3 separate regions of the Homo sapiens genome follow, and all the other regions are linked to region 3. A link is a contact called in ENCODE Hi-C or POLR2A ChIA-PET data. All regions are on one chromosome and are shown on one strand. Each heading gives the region's core, a stretch centred on a gene start or an enhancer-like site at or near the end of the contact. The rest is flanking DNA. Distances are from core to core; before and after follow the strand shown. Region 1 overlaps CRTC1 (CREB regulated transcription coactivator 1). Region 2 overlaps UPF1 (UPF1 RNA helicase and ATPase). Region 3 holds the start of COMP (cartilage oligomeric matrix protein).

Region 1 (3,754 bases), core at 893-3,392, 90 kb before region 3:
TGCACAGTGTGTATTTAGCAGGCACTCAGCTGACACACAGTGTGTATTTAGCAGGCGCTCAGCAGGCACAGTGTGAACTCAGCAGGTGCTCAGCAGGCATCAGCAGGCTCTGGAATCTGACCTCCCTGTGGGCAGGCCTGTCTCCAGTTCATTCTGGAATCTCATAGAAGCAGGTGCTCTCTAAGAGGGCCAGTACCATGTCACATGGTCCAATGTCCCCACTTCAGTCCTGGGAGGGGTGTGCGGGGTCTTCTCAATACCTCCATCTGGGAACATGTACCGGCTGTTGAGGGGCCCTGAAGTGAGAAGAGTAGTTTGTGGTCTTCCTGGAGCTCACATTTTTCTAAGCAAATCCTGAGCCTGTATACTTGTACGGAACACAGTGTGTTCCAGGGTCAAATCCTCGGGGTAGGATGGCCCTGGGGCTGCATGATGGTGCCCACCCAGCCCTCTGAGTGCCTGAACAAGAAGCACTGGGGTGGCCCGGTGAGTTCTCCCTGCAGCAGTGAGGGTTTGGATAGGAAAGTCCATTCCTCGAGTCAGTTGGTATTTCCTGAGCATCTCCTGTGAGCTGGCCCCGGAGACACCTTGGAGAGCAGGTCAGCTGGAGACCCTGCCCTAGGGAGTGACAGGAAGCCACACCTGTGCCAGCTGGCCCTGCCCCTGAGGTTGCGGCTCTGAGCCAAAGCGAAGAGCCTGGCCTCGCCTGGCTCTGGGGGTGATGCCTCGTGGGCCAGGGTGAGGGGTTGAGATCTGGTCCTGGGATGGGGAGGGTTTTGAGCAGGGCAGTGATGTGGGATTTATGCTTTGCAAGGATCCCATTGGCTGCCATGTGGGGACAGGCCTGGGAGGAACGAGTAGGGAGCAGCAGGAGGCCTAGGAGGGGCCAGGGCAGGTGTCCCCCGGAGATAGTGGGTGCTGGGGCTCTGTGATGACCTGGGGCTTGGCAAAGGCGGGCTTGTGACAGACTGAGCCTCATCTCGGCAGCTCTCACACCCATGGATCCTGAGCCTGATTCCCCAGGAGGGTTGGCGACGGGAGGGTTATGTTAAGTGGCTGCGTCTTCCATCTCAGGGAGCCCCACACTGGGGAACGTCACCACTATAGCGGCTGAGAGGCTTTGGGTCCTCATTTACTACATAAAATTCCCCCTTCTCTGTACTTGGGTCCTGACGCCTCCGCTGGTCCCAGGAGTTTCACTCCGTGGGGTGGGGTTGAAGGGTGCGGTGAGGCCCAGAGGGGCTGAGTCTGCTTGGAAGGGTGGGCCTTCTCCCACTGCGGGTGCTAATACCCTGTGCCCATATCCTAGCCACCCTGTCCCTTATCCACATACCCCACTCTGGTATTTCAACAGCCCAGAGACCACCACGGTGCTTGGGGGCTCTCGGCAAGGGGGCGAAGCCTCCCTGAGAACTTCTGCAGGCCGCCCTTCTCTTCCCTTTCCTGCCGGGGCTCTTGCTGCAGAGAAGCTCTCTGCCACACTTTTTTTTTTTTAAATAAAAAAAATGAAAATAAAGAAATCATTTATGTTTCAAAACTTTGATTAAAATTGAAAACAGAAACACCACAGCACTTCCCGTTTCCTCTGCATCTGGCACCACTCACCTGGGTGCAGAGGGTGGGTGGGTGCATGCCAGCTGGTCATTCGCCCGGAAATCTCTGGGAGGAAGTATCAGCACAGCCTAGCAGGGCGCCTGGGACTGGCTCTGTGGGCTGGCCGTCCCTCTGGCTGGGGACACGGGGAGGCCGAGCGTGTCCGCAAAGACACGCGAGCTGTCCACCTTTCTGGGCTGCAGGGGTCTGCAGAACCTCGGAACCTCGGAGGGGCTCTCTGTCTGCTTCAGCGTCTCTTTCTCAAGTGACTGAAAGCAGAGGCTCCCTGCTGCGTTACACCATTGAGTCCTTTCGCATCTGTGCGCATCCCGCTTCCATCGCTGCGGGGATCCCTTCGGTCCTCCCAGGCAGGCGAGATTGGTGGCTGTAATTAGGACAGGAGTGGCTCATTATATCATCACAGAATAAATGCACAGACCCTGGGGATGATTTATGGTCCCAACAGCCTATCTTTGCGCCCAGGCGGCCTCGGCCTCTGTTCGGCAAGGAGCCCGCTAATCCCTTCACTGCCGGCTCAGCCGGGGCAGAAGGAGGAGCCTGAAGGTCCACCATGGGGTGGAGGCTGCCTGCTCGCGGGCCCGCCCCCAGAGCCCGGGGCTCATCACGCTGCTCTATGCGCCTCTGTTGGCTCCTGCCAAACAGTCCCTCCCTTCTGTGCCTCAGTTTCCTGGCTGTAAAAAGGGGGTGCTCACAGAGCCCCCTTGAGGAGTCGTCACATGGATTAGATGATGCATCCACGCAAAGTGTCTGGCCCCGTGCCCGGCCCGTGGTGGGTGCACACCTTGAAAGATGCCTGCTTGGCCGAGGCCAGCTGTTGAGCTGCTACTTGGGGCAACAGTGAGAGCAGGATCGCACCTTGTTCACCTCTGTGCCTTGGCCCAGAATATGACAGCTGCCACTGTGTGGCTTATGGGTCATCTGTTTAGTTTCACCTGAGGGAGTATTCATTGCTGTTAACTGTTTCTTATGAGATAGGATTTTTGTTTTTTGTTTTTTGAGACAGAATCTCACTCTGTCACCCAGGCTGGAGTGCAATGGCGCCATCTCAGCTCACTGCAACGTCCACCTCCTGGGTTCAAGCGATTCTCCTACCTCAGCCTCCTGAGTAGCTGGGATTACAGGCGTGTGTCACCAGGCCCAGCTAATGTTTTTTATTTTTTTTGTATTTTTAGTAGAGACGGGGTTTCACCATGTTGGTCGGGCAGGTCTCCAACTCCTGATCTCAAATGATCCGCCCACCTTGGCCTCCCAAAGTGCTGGGATTATAGGCATGAGCCACCGCGCCCACCGTTTTGTTTTTTTTTTTTTTTTTTGAGACGGAGTTTCACTCTTGTTGCCCAGGCTGGAATACAGTGGTGCAATCTCGGCTCACCGCAACCTCCTCCTCCCGGGTTCAAGCAATTCTCCTGTCTCAGCCTCCCGAGTAGCTGGGATTATAGGCGTGTACCACCACACCCGGCTAATTTTGTATTGTTAATAGAGATGGGGTTTCTCCATGTTGGTCAGGCTGGTCTTGAACTCCCGACCTCAGGTGATTTGCCCGCCTCAGCCTCCCAAAGTGCTGGCATTACAGGCGTGAGCCACTGTGCCCAGCATTTTTTTTTTTTTTTGAGACAAGGTCTGGCTCTGTTGCCCAGGCTGGACTGCAGTGGTGTGATCTTGGCTCACTGTAGCCTCAATTTCCTGGGCTCAGGCAGTCCTCCTGCCTCAGCCGCCTGAGTAGCTGAGACCATAGGTGTGTACCACCACAGCTGGCTAATTTTTAGTATATATTTTTTGTAGAGACAGGAGTCTCCCTGTGTTGCCTACGCTGGTCTCAAACTCCTGGGCTCAAGTGATCCTCCTCCTGCCTGGGCCTCCCAAAGTGCTGGCTTGAGCCCCATACCTGGCTTCTTAGGGGATAGTCTTTTTTTTTTTTTTTTTGAGATGGATTTTCGCTCTTGTTGCTCAGGCTGGAGTGCAATGGCACAATCTTGCCTCACCGCAACCTCCACCTCCCGGGTTCAAGCGATTCTCCTGCCCTCAGCCTCCCGAGTAGCTGGGATTTCAGGTATGCGCCACCACACCCGGCTAATTTTGTATTTTTAGTAGAGGCAGGGTTTCTCCATGTTGGTCAGGCTGGTCTCGAATTCCCAACCTC
Region 2 (3,799 bases), core at 941-3,440, 69 kb after region 3:
CTTGTGGACACACCCTGGGTATTCACCCCAAGGTGTTGGGCAGACTTTTTCCAAAAATGATCGAACCTGTCGCTTCATGGAGAACTAGTGGCAACATCTGTTACAGTAGTAAAATTCAAGTGAAAACCAGAATTTTGGAAAACTTAACGTCGCTTGCCATGAGCTTGGTGTCTTCCCAACACCTAGAGACTTTTCTGGTGAGGTCTGTGGGGGTGACAGATGGAATGTTTCCACCATTGCCAGTGAAATGTGTCAGCCTTTGGAAGACCTACTTGACTCGGTGGGAGATCCTTCCTGAATGACCAGCAGAGTGTCACGAAGTCACATGGGGATGGAGTGGCAAAGAGTTGTCACAGGCCTGCAGAAACCCACCTTTGTCCAGCTTGATGTGGCCTCAGGGCTGGAGACTCCCAGCCATGCAGAAAGGCTGTAAAAACAAACCCATCTCCCTTTCCAGCCTCAGGCATCCATGAGGCCTGGCTTCCCCACAGCGTCCCCAGAGCCCAGGAGGGTGGACTGAGCAGAGGTGGACCCCAGGGCCCAGCTGCCTCCGATTCAGCCAGATAGTAAGGAGATTTGCAGAAATGGGAGACAGGACCACTCTTCTTACTTAGCTTATTTTTGGAGAAATAACTAACACGTAATGGGTTATTTTTAAATGAATTAATATATTTTTTAAATTTCCAAGTTTAGAGAATACAGTTATCCAATAAACAAAAGCTGTTTGGACTCCCTAACTTTTGAGAGTGTAAAGGGTCCTGAAAGCTGCCGACACAGCGCCTCATGAACTCCAAACCTGTGAGGTTGGTATTGTCAGGCCTAGTTACAGGAGAAAGTGAGGCTCAGAGCCCACCCCCCGGGTTGGGCCACACCACTCTTTGCCTAGCGGTAGGTCTTGGGAGTTGATGCCACTATTGACATCGCAGGGACACCGCTGTTCCCAGCGCATGGCAAGGCTGAAAACACAAGGCCACAGAGACCTAGCTTGTGCTCTGGGGTGTCTGAGCACTGGCTGGGAAAGGCGTGGCTCGGCGCAGGCTCAGACCCCTCATGGTCCCCAGGGCATCGGCCCAGAGGGCAGACGCTGGTGCACACTGCTCTCTAATTGATGCACAGCACGTAGTTCACACCCAGGAAGTACATTTTAGGAAATTCTCTATTGAAGTGTAAACATGTGGCCACATTACAAGTGTCTGGCTCAATGAGTGGTTACTAAGTGAGCATATTTGGATAGCCAGCACCTGAACCCAGAACCACCTGACCAGCTGTGAGAAGCCGCCTCATCCCTGCAGGTGGCCACTGTCCAGGGGTGCGCATCCACAGCAGCCCCTGGGCTGAGGGACTTCTGAGCTCATCCGGCGGCCCCTGTGCTCGCTGTAACAGCAGTGATCCACTTGGCCTCATTTTCAGCTCGACGTGGGATCATATGATGTGTCCTGGCGTGTCTGGCTTCCTCTGTCCATGTCAGGCTGGTGCTGTGCAAAAACACCGGTTTTCTCCACTGATGGAAGCTCCCAGTAGAGTGAGGAGGGCACCTGTGAATTGAGAAACTGGTTTTACAGTTTTAAGGAAACGCAACAGGGCCCAGAAAAGCCAAGATGAGCATGAAGAGCCCGAAGAAAGTGGCTGCTCACATGGCAGGACGCCCCGGCCCCCAAGCTGCAGTGTTGGGCCCCGGCCCAGGAGGGAGCCCAGAGGCAGAGCCACCGGTCAACAGGCCCTCAGCAGGAATGGACAAGGCTGCAGGGCAGGGGGACACTGTTGGCTCAACAGTGTCACACACAAGTCAGTTGTAGGGGCTGTGGCGCCTTTAAGGCAAGCTTCTGGAAGGAAGCAGGAGAATATCCTGTATCCTGGGGTTGGCAGAGATCCAGGCTGCAAGAAAGCCCTGGCTGAGACCCTGTTCCCTGTTCAGGGGCTGAGCCAGCTCTGTGCTGGCCATGGTGCTCTCGGTGGCCTCTCCTCAGCCTTGCCCAATCCTGGGCATCTCTGGCCAGGGGACCGGCTCAGGTGACCTCACCAGGGCCTCACAGATCGAAGTCTCCTGCCCCAGGACCTGCAGCACTGTAGCGTAGCAACTACATTGCCCTGTGTCTGAACTCATTTGAGGCGGGCTAGGGCTTTTGAAGTGTTACTTCTTTCCCTCCCCTCACAGCGGATCGTGTGAAGAAGGGATTTGACTTCCAGTGGCCCCAACCCGATAAACCGATGTTCTTCTACGTGACCCAGGGCCAAGAGGAGATTGCCAGCTCGGGCACCTCCTACCTGAACAGGTGAGCAGGGACAGGCCCACCGGCGTCTGCAGGTCTTGGGGACAGCTTGAGAGGTTGTTGACCCATTCTACTTATTTTTAACATGGGACTGAAACTTTTTTTGCCTTCATTTCCTGTTTAGCCTGTTTAGACTCTAAACCGTGTTGTTTCTGCCTCCTTTTCCATTGTACTTGTTTTTTATTGGGCAGATACTTGCTAATCCCACATGGCAGCCGTTTCTGCCCCTCGAGACTCCCCTGGTGAAGGCTGGGGAAGCTCAGCTGTGCAAACGCCAGTGATGGCAGCTGCCTTCCCGCAGGGTGTTGTGTCTGCACCCCTCACGGCCTCCAGCCTCAGGGCTCGGGATCCCACAGGTGGAGCCCAGCACTGACAGCCTGGGTTTCTTAGGACCGAGGCTGCGAACGTGGAGAAGATCACCACGAAGTTGCTGAAGGCAGGCGCCAAGCCGGACCAGATTGGCATCATCACGCCCTACGAGGGCCAGCGCTCCTACCTGGTGCAGTACATGCAGTTCAGCGGCTCCCTGCACACCAAGCTCTACCAGGTGCGCTGCGCCCTCGGGCACACTTGGTCTCCTGGGCCATGCAAGGGTATTGACCCTTGACCTTTAAGTTACCCCCCAAGAGGGGCCCGTCCTGGCTGGAGCTCAGAATGGCCCAGGAAGCACCAGCTGGCCCACCCTCTGGGGAGGGCACAGACAGCACATCCCCACAGACCCTGCGAAATTCCACATGATCAGGACAGAGACTTTGAGAAATACATCACAGGGATCAGAAACATGGGCTGAGATTGGCACATCAAGGTGTTTTCTCGGGATGGTTGAAACAAGTCCAAGGTGGAACGGCAGTGGTCTGTGCCTGCCACACACTGGATGTTGTGCTGTGGAGACCGTGGTGTTCACACCTTTATTGACACCCGGATGAAACACCCACTGCGGGTGTGTGGGGAGGAGGCACAGCTCTGCCTCCATGAGGAAATGAGCCCAAGTGCTGAGTCTGAGTGGCCACATGGCAGTGGTTTCTGTTCTGTTTTTGAGCACGGCTCAGGTTCTCTGGGATGAGCACGTGTGCTCTTAGTGCTGAGAAACAAATCTCCGTGGCTAAAAGAGAACAGGCTAGGTGTCATGGCCCACACCTGGAGTCCCAGCACTTTGGGAGGCTGAGGCAGGGAAGTCGCTTGAGGCTAGGAGTTCCAGACCAACCTGGGCAACGTAGGGAGACCCTGCCTCCACCAAAAAAAAATAATAACTGGGTATGGTGGCATGTGTCTATGGTCCCAGCTACTCAGGAGACTGAGGTGGGATCAGCTGAGCCTGGGAGGTCAAGGCTGCAGCGAGCTGAGATTGTACCACTGTACTCTAGCCTGGGTGACAGAGCAAGATCCTGTCTCTAAAAAAAGAAAACAAAACGAAATGGCAGCAGAGCCAGGACAGCCCCTAGGTGCGGTGAGCAGGCGCCAGGCCCCAAGCTCCCGGGTGGGATTTGAGGGTGGGTCTTGGTGTGTTTCCTGCATTTTGGGGGGACTGG
Region 3 (4,171 bases), core at 1-2,500:
GCGCGCAGTGGAGCAGGGGCCGCACGCTGGGTAGGCCGGTGCGTACTGACTGCTGCATCCCTGCGGGGGGGAGGGGGGAGAAGCGGCGGGGCTGATCGGTGGCTCGCCCGGGGGCAGAGCCTATCATGGCCACGCCCCGGGGCTGGAGGCTTCCCCTTCCCCCCCACCCCCCGCCCCGGGGCGGCCCGAAATCCTGCGCTGTCCGCGATCCCGCCCCAGAGGCTGCGCGCTCTGACCGCGGGGTCTCCCCGGTCTCTTCTCTGAGTCTCTGTCCCGCTTTTCTGCCCCGTGGCGTCTCTCACTTCCCCAAAACTCTCTCACCGCTTCTGTCTCTTTTTGTCTCTGTTTCTACACACCCCATCCCATTCCCGTTCGTCCGTCCACCTCTCCGTCAGCCTCCATCTCCTTCCGTCTCTTTTCCTCCCCAGCTTTCCCTGGCTCTCTGTCTCTGTCTCTGTGTCTCTGTCTCCCGTCTCTTCTCTCTCCCGACCGCCCCGCCGCGCTCACCGCACGCGTCACACTCCATCACCGTGTTTTTCAGGAACGTGATCTCCCTGACCTGCAGGGGTGGGATGGAATCAGCGGGGTCCCAACCTCTCCTCATCCCTCGGGTCTCCCCTCTCTCTACCCCGGGGTCCCTTTCTACAGCCTCTTTTCGCCAAGGACTCCCTACCCGCCGACCCCCTTCCCTCCCCATCTCCTCTCCACCTTCTCGGGTACTTCCTCTCTCCTCGCTGGGAACTGAGACCCCCTTCCGTTCCCTGGCACTCCCTGCCCCGCACCCGGGCCCCGCACCTGCTGCCGCAGCAGCTCCCGCACGTCCTGCAGCGCCGCGTTGGTTTCCTGCAGTTCCCGAAGCATCTGCGGGCCCAGGTCTGAGCCTGCGGCGGCAGGGGACCTGGTGAGGCGTCATGGGGCCGGGGAATCCCACCACCAACTCCCACCGTTGCAGCGAACCCGGACCTCCGAGGCCCCACTGCGCTCCTCTAGTCTCGGTCCCGCCACCTGCTTTCTGCGCCCGGCACGTCCCCTACGAACAGTCCGTGAGCCCCAAACAGCCTGGATCCCGGGCCTCTCACGGGTCCTACAGTCCGTTGTGGGGCCGTGGGCACGGCGCGGGTGCTAACGCGGCTTACCCAACGGGCTCTGGCCCTGTCCGGACGCGCCGAGGGCAGCCAGGGTGAGCAGAAGAACGCAGGCGGTGTCGGGGACCATGGCGGTGGCGGGGAGCTGGGTGGCTGCTCGCTTTCTACCGCCCACGAGGCCCGCGGGGCCTATTTATCCCCAAGGCACGGCCGGCCCCAGGGACGGCCCACCACAGCCCTGCCCAACGTCCAGCCTCAAGGTAAACAGATGGCGCTGGCCCCTGCGTTCAAGTCCCCGCCCGGAATGCCCCGCGAAGTCGCCCGCGGCTGAATCCGACATGGTGGGGAAACTGAGTCCCGGGGTCTGTGGAGAGAGCTGGTGGGGCAGGGAGTCAGGGGGTACTGCCCCCACTTTCATTCACTGTGTGTGTGCGTCTGTGTGTGTGTGTGTGTGTGTGTGTGACGGGGTGTGGCTGTATCGCATCCTCTTGCTTCAGTCTCCCATGTAGCTGGGACTACAAGCCCGCACCACCAAGTCCAGCTAATTTATTTTTATTTTTATTTTTATTTTTAGAGACCGGGTCTGGCTATGTCCTGCAGGCTAGTAGTCTCAAACTCCCGGCCTCAAGCGATACTCCCCACATAACTGGGATTACAGGATCCAGCCATAGCATTCAGCTCATTGATTGATTGATTGATTGAGTGCTTGCTGTATGCCAAACCTGAGTTCCAGTTCCAAACAAGGCAGGCTCCATGGCCACGCTCTCAGCTCACACTTCGGGAAACAGAGTCACCAGCGTCTGAAAAAATAGGTCCACCCACTATGGATCAGACTGACTGGCCCTCCACTCCTCCTGAAGTGCTTCAAAACTGGGTAAGTTGCTGGGTGCGGTGGCTCACACCTGTAATCCCAGCACTTTGGGAAGCCAAGGCGGGCAGATCACCTGAGGTCAGGAGTTTGAGACCAGCCTGGCTAACATGGTGAAACCCCATCTCTACTAAAAGTACAAAAATTACCCAGGCGTAATTCCTCCCTTGCACAATGGAGGTAATAAGTTAATAATTATTAATTAATGATTAATAGTAATGATGATTATGATGATGAATGGAAAATAGGGGAGGGGCAGTTGAGACCTGGGACTCTCAATTTTCCTGCCTCTGTCCAAGGAGGCCGCTTCTGGCCCCAACGCTGGAGGGCTGCAAATGACTCCCCCCAACCCAACTCATTGCTGGTGTTCCCTCCCCTCCCCATGGTCCCTCGGCTGGTGGAGGAGGGGACAGCGTTCAGGATCTTGCCCCAACCCCTGTCCAAGGGGACAGGCCCACTTGGTTTTCCAATCTGCGCAATGGGGTGTGAGGCCCCCATCTGGAGGGGAGCAAGTTAAAGGGCTCTAGCAAGGGGAGGTCCGGGGCTTCTGTTTGTCCAGGCTGTGCCATACCTTCCAAACTGTGCTCCAGCTGCTGTGGGAACAGCCTGTAATAAAAATAAAAGTTACCGCTAACTGGCCAGCCACACTCTGGAGTTACAAAACCCCTTAACCTCCTGCAATCAGTTAACACTCTCCACTCCCACCTTCCAGTACTCACAGCGTCTATTCTATAGACAGAGAAACTGAGGCCCAGAGAGAAAAAGTGACTGGCCTAAGGCCACTGCCCGAGGGCAGGGGTGAATCTAGACTCAGAGCCAGATATGTTTTCTGGGGAGCCTACAGAGAAGTCACCGAGGGCTTCCTGGAGGAGGTAGCAAGGAGACAGACATAAAAGAAAAGGAGGACTTGGATCAGCAGAGGGAAAAGGTGAGGGCAGTTTTGGTGGAGGGAAGCATGTGAAGCTTGGAGGTGGGGACATTTCTAGACACAATAATTATTTCACAAACATCAAGGACTGTTGTGTGTCATGTCTCCTGTGCTGGGTGATGGGCACACAGGGTGAAGAAGCCAGACCCAGTCTCTCCTTCAAATGGGGAGCCCAGTGGGCTCATGGCTGTGACGGGACACACAGACAATGGTAGGAGTCCCCAGGAAATTGATCTGTTTGAAAGGGGATGGGTCAGGGCGGGCTTCTGGAGGAGGAGGGACCACCAAGCTGAGGACCGGATGATGAGGAGGACACAGCCAGGCAGAGGTAGCAGAAAGTCATTCCAGGTAGAGGAAACAGCATAGGCAAAGGCCCTGAGGCAGGAACCAACCTGGCCCGTTGGATGGACTGACCTCAAGGTGACAAGCTCTTGGGGCTCAGTGAGAAGCAGGAGATGAGGCTGTGTGTGAAAGGGCAGTGCTGGTGGTGTGGGGCTCCAGTGGTCTCCCGAGGGTAATGGGGAGCCACAGAGAGTGCGTGAAGAGAGACAGGCCTATAAGTGGAGTGTTGGTGGAAGCAGCTGGTCCCAGCCAGAGCATTTCCAATGAAGCCTGTCCTCAATAGTGCCTGCCCTGCCTGCTGCCTACATTGGGGCCATGAGCTCACCTCCTGTTTTCCTTGGCCTTCAGCACACCTGGGGGCCGCTCCTGGCAGCACTGGAATTCTCGGGAAAACCACAGCTCCAGTGGGGCCTGGGGGCTGGCATATGCTGCACACAGCTAGGACAGGAGCACATGGAAGCCAGGCCCCTGCCACAGGCTGGTCACAGTGCTGGGGCTTGGACACACGTGGCCTTATCCATGGCTGGGCCACGGGGAGTTGCAGGGAAGGGCATTCCAGGCGGAGGGAACTACAAAGGTGGAGTTCCTGAGGGTGTCCCAAGATCGGACAACAGAGGCCCGGAAAGGGGATGTCTGGGGTCACACTCCTGCCTCCTGGATCTCGCCAGCCCTGAAATCCCCCTTCTAGGCAGCAGTCCCCTCCTCCTGTGCACACCACACTTGCCTCAGATTACAGAATAACTCACTGTAGGTGTCATTCTGGGCCTTTGTACCTGCTGTTCCCCCCACCTCGTACAAACTCCTCCATCCTTCAAGGTCCAGCTATAATGTCCCCTCCTCCAGGAAGCCTTCCCTGCTGATATTCTCCAGATAACCTTCCAGCCTAGCCATGATCCTCGGGACTGTGAGTGTCTGTGGTTTGCTCTGTCCCTCCGAGCCTGAGGGGCT

The links. A loop is a pair of places that touch in the nucleus more often than their neighbours do. ChIA-PET counts read pairs that join two places held with the same protein, here RNA polymerase II (POLR2A). Pooled maps may share reads with other maps.
Region 1: a pooled map shows a loop between it and region 3 (1.9-fold over the local background). The contact joins the enhancer-like site here to the promoter of COMP in region 3. A Hi-C loop is called at or near these places in 8 of 50 pooled maps. POLR2A ChIA-PET finds 5 or more read pairs at or near these places in 6 of 52 experiments (GM10248, H1, HEK293 and 3 more).
Region 2: a map of endothelial cell of hepatic sinusoid shows a loop between it and region 3 (5-fold over the local background). The contact joins the enhancer-like site here to the promoter of COMP in region 3. A Hi-C loop is called at or near these places in 2 of 168 maps with a recorded cell type or tissue (endothelial cell of hepatic sinusoid and posterior vena cava), 1 of 37 single-sample maps with no recorded cell type and 5 of 50 pooled maps. POLR2A ChIA-PET finds 5 or more read pairs at or near these places in 3 of 52 experiments (H1, K562 and activated CD8-positive, alpha-beta memory T cell).

The regions. Positions count from the first base shown.
Region 1 is chr19:18,699,014-18,702,767 of GRCh38, forward strand. The region is part of intron 1 of CRTC1 (CREB regulated transcription coactivator 1); the gene reads left to right. Among named protein-coding and RNA genes, the nearest start is that of CRTC1, 17 kb to the left of the region's middle. RefSeq lists enhancers at 1,054-1,900, 2,244-2,293. Within about 2 kb of position 2,143, at least 31 of the 41 ENCODE cell types and tissues checked have a DNase peak (open chromatin) inside an H3K27ac peak, as active enhancers do.
Region 2 is chr19:18,858,166-18,861,964 of GRCh38, forward strand. It overlaps UPF1 (UPF1 RNA helicase and ATPase), which reads left to right. Exons shown (of 24, transcript NM_002911.4): 16 at 2,156-2,273; 17 at 2,661-2,817. Among named protein-coding and RNA genes, the nearest start is that of UPF1, 28 kb to the left of the region's middle. Within about 2 kb of position 2,191, at least 5 of the 41 ENCODE cell types and tissues checked have a DNase peak (open chromatin) inside an H3K27ac peak, as active enhancers do.
Region 3 is chr19:18,790,055-18,794,225 of GRCh38, forward strand. COMP (cartilage oligomeric matrix protein) reads right to left here and starts at 1,251. Exons shown (of 19, transcript NM_000095.3): 1 at 1,137-1,251; 2 at 796-881; 3 at 508-559; 4 at 1-60. The coding sequence starts at 1,215. RefSeq lists enhancers at 1-410, 411-991, 992-1,570.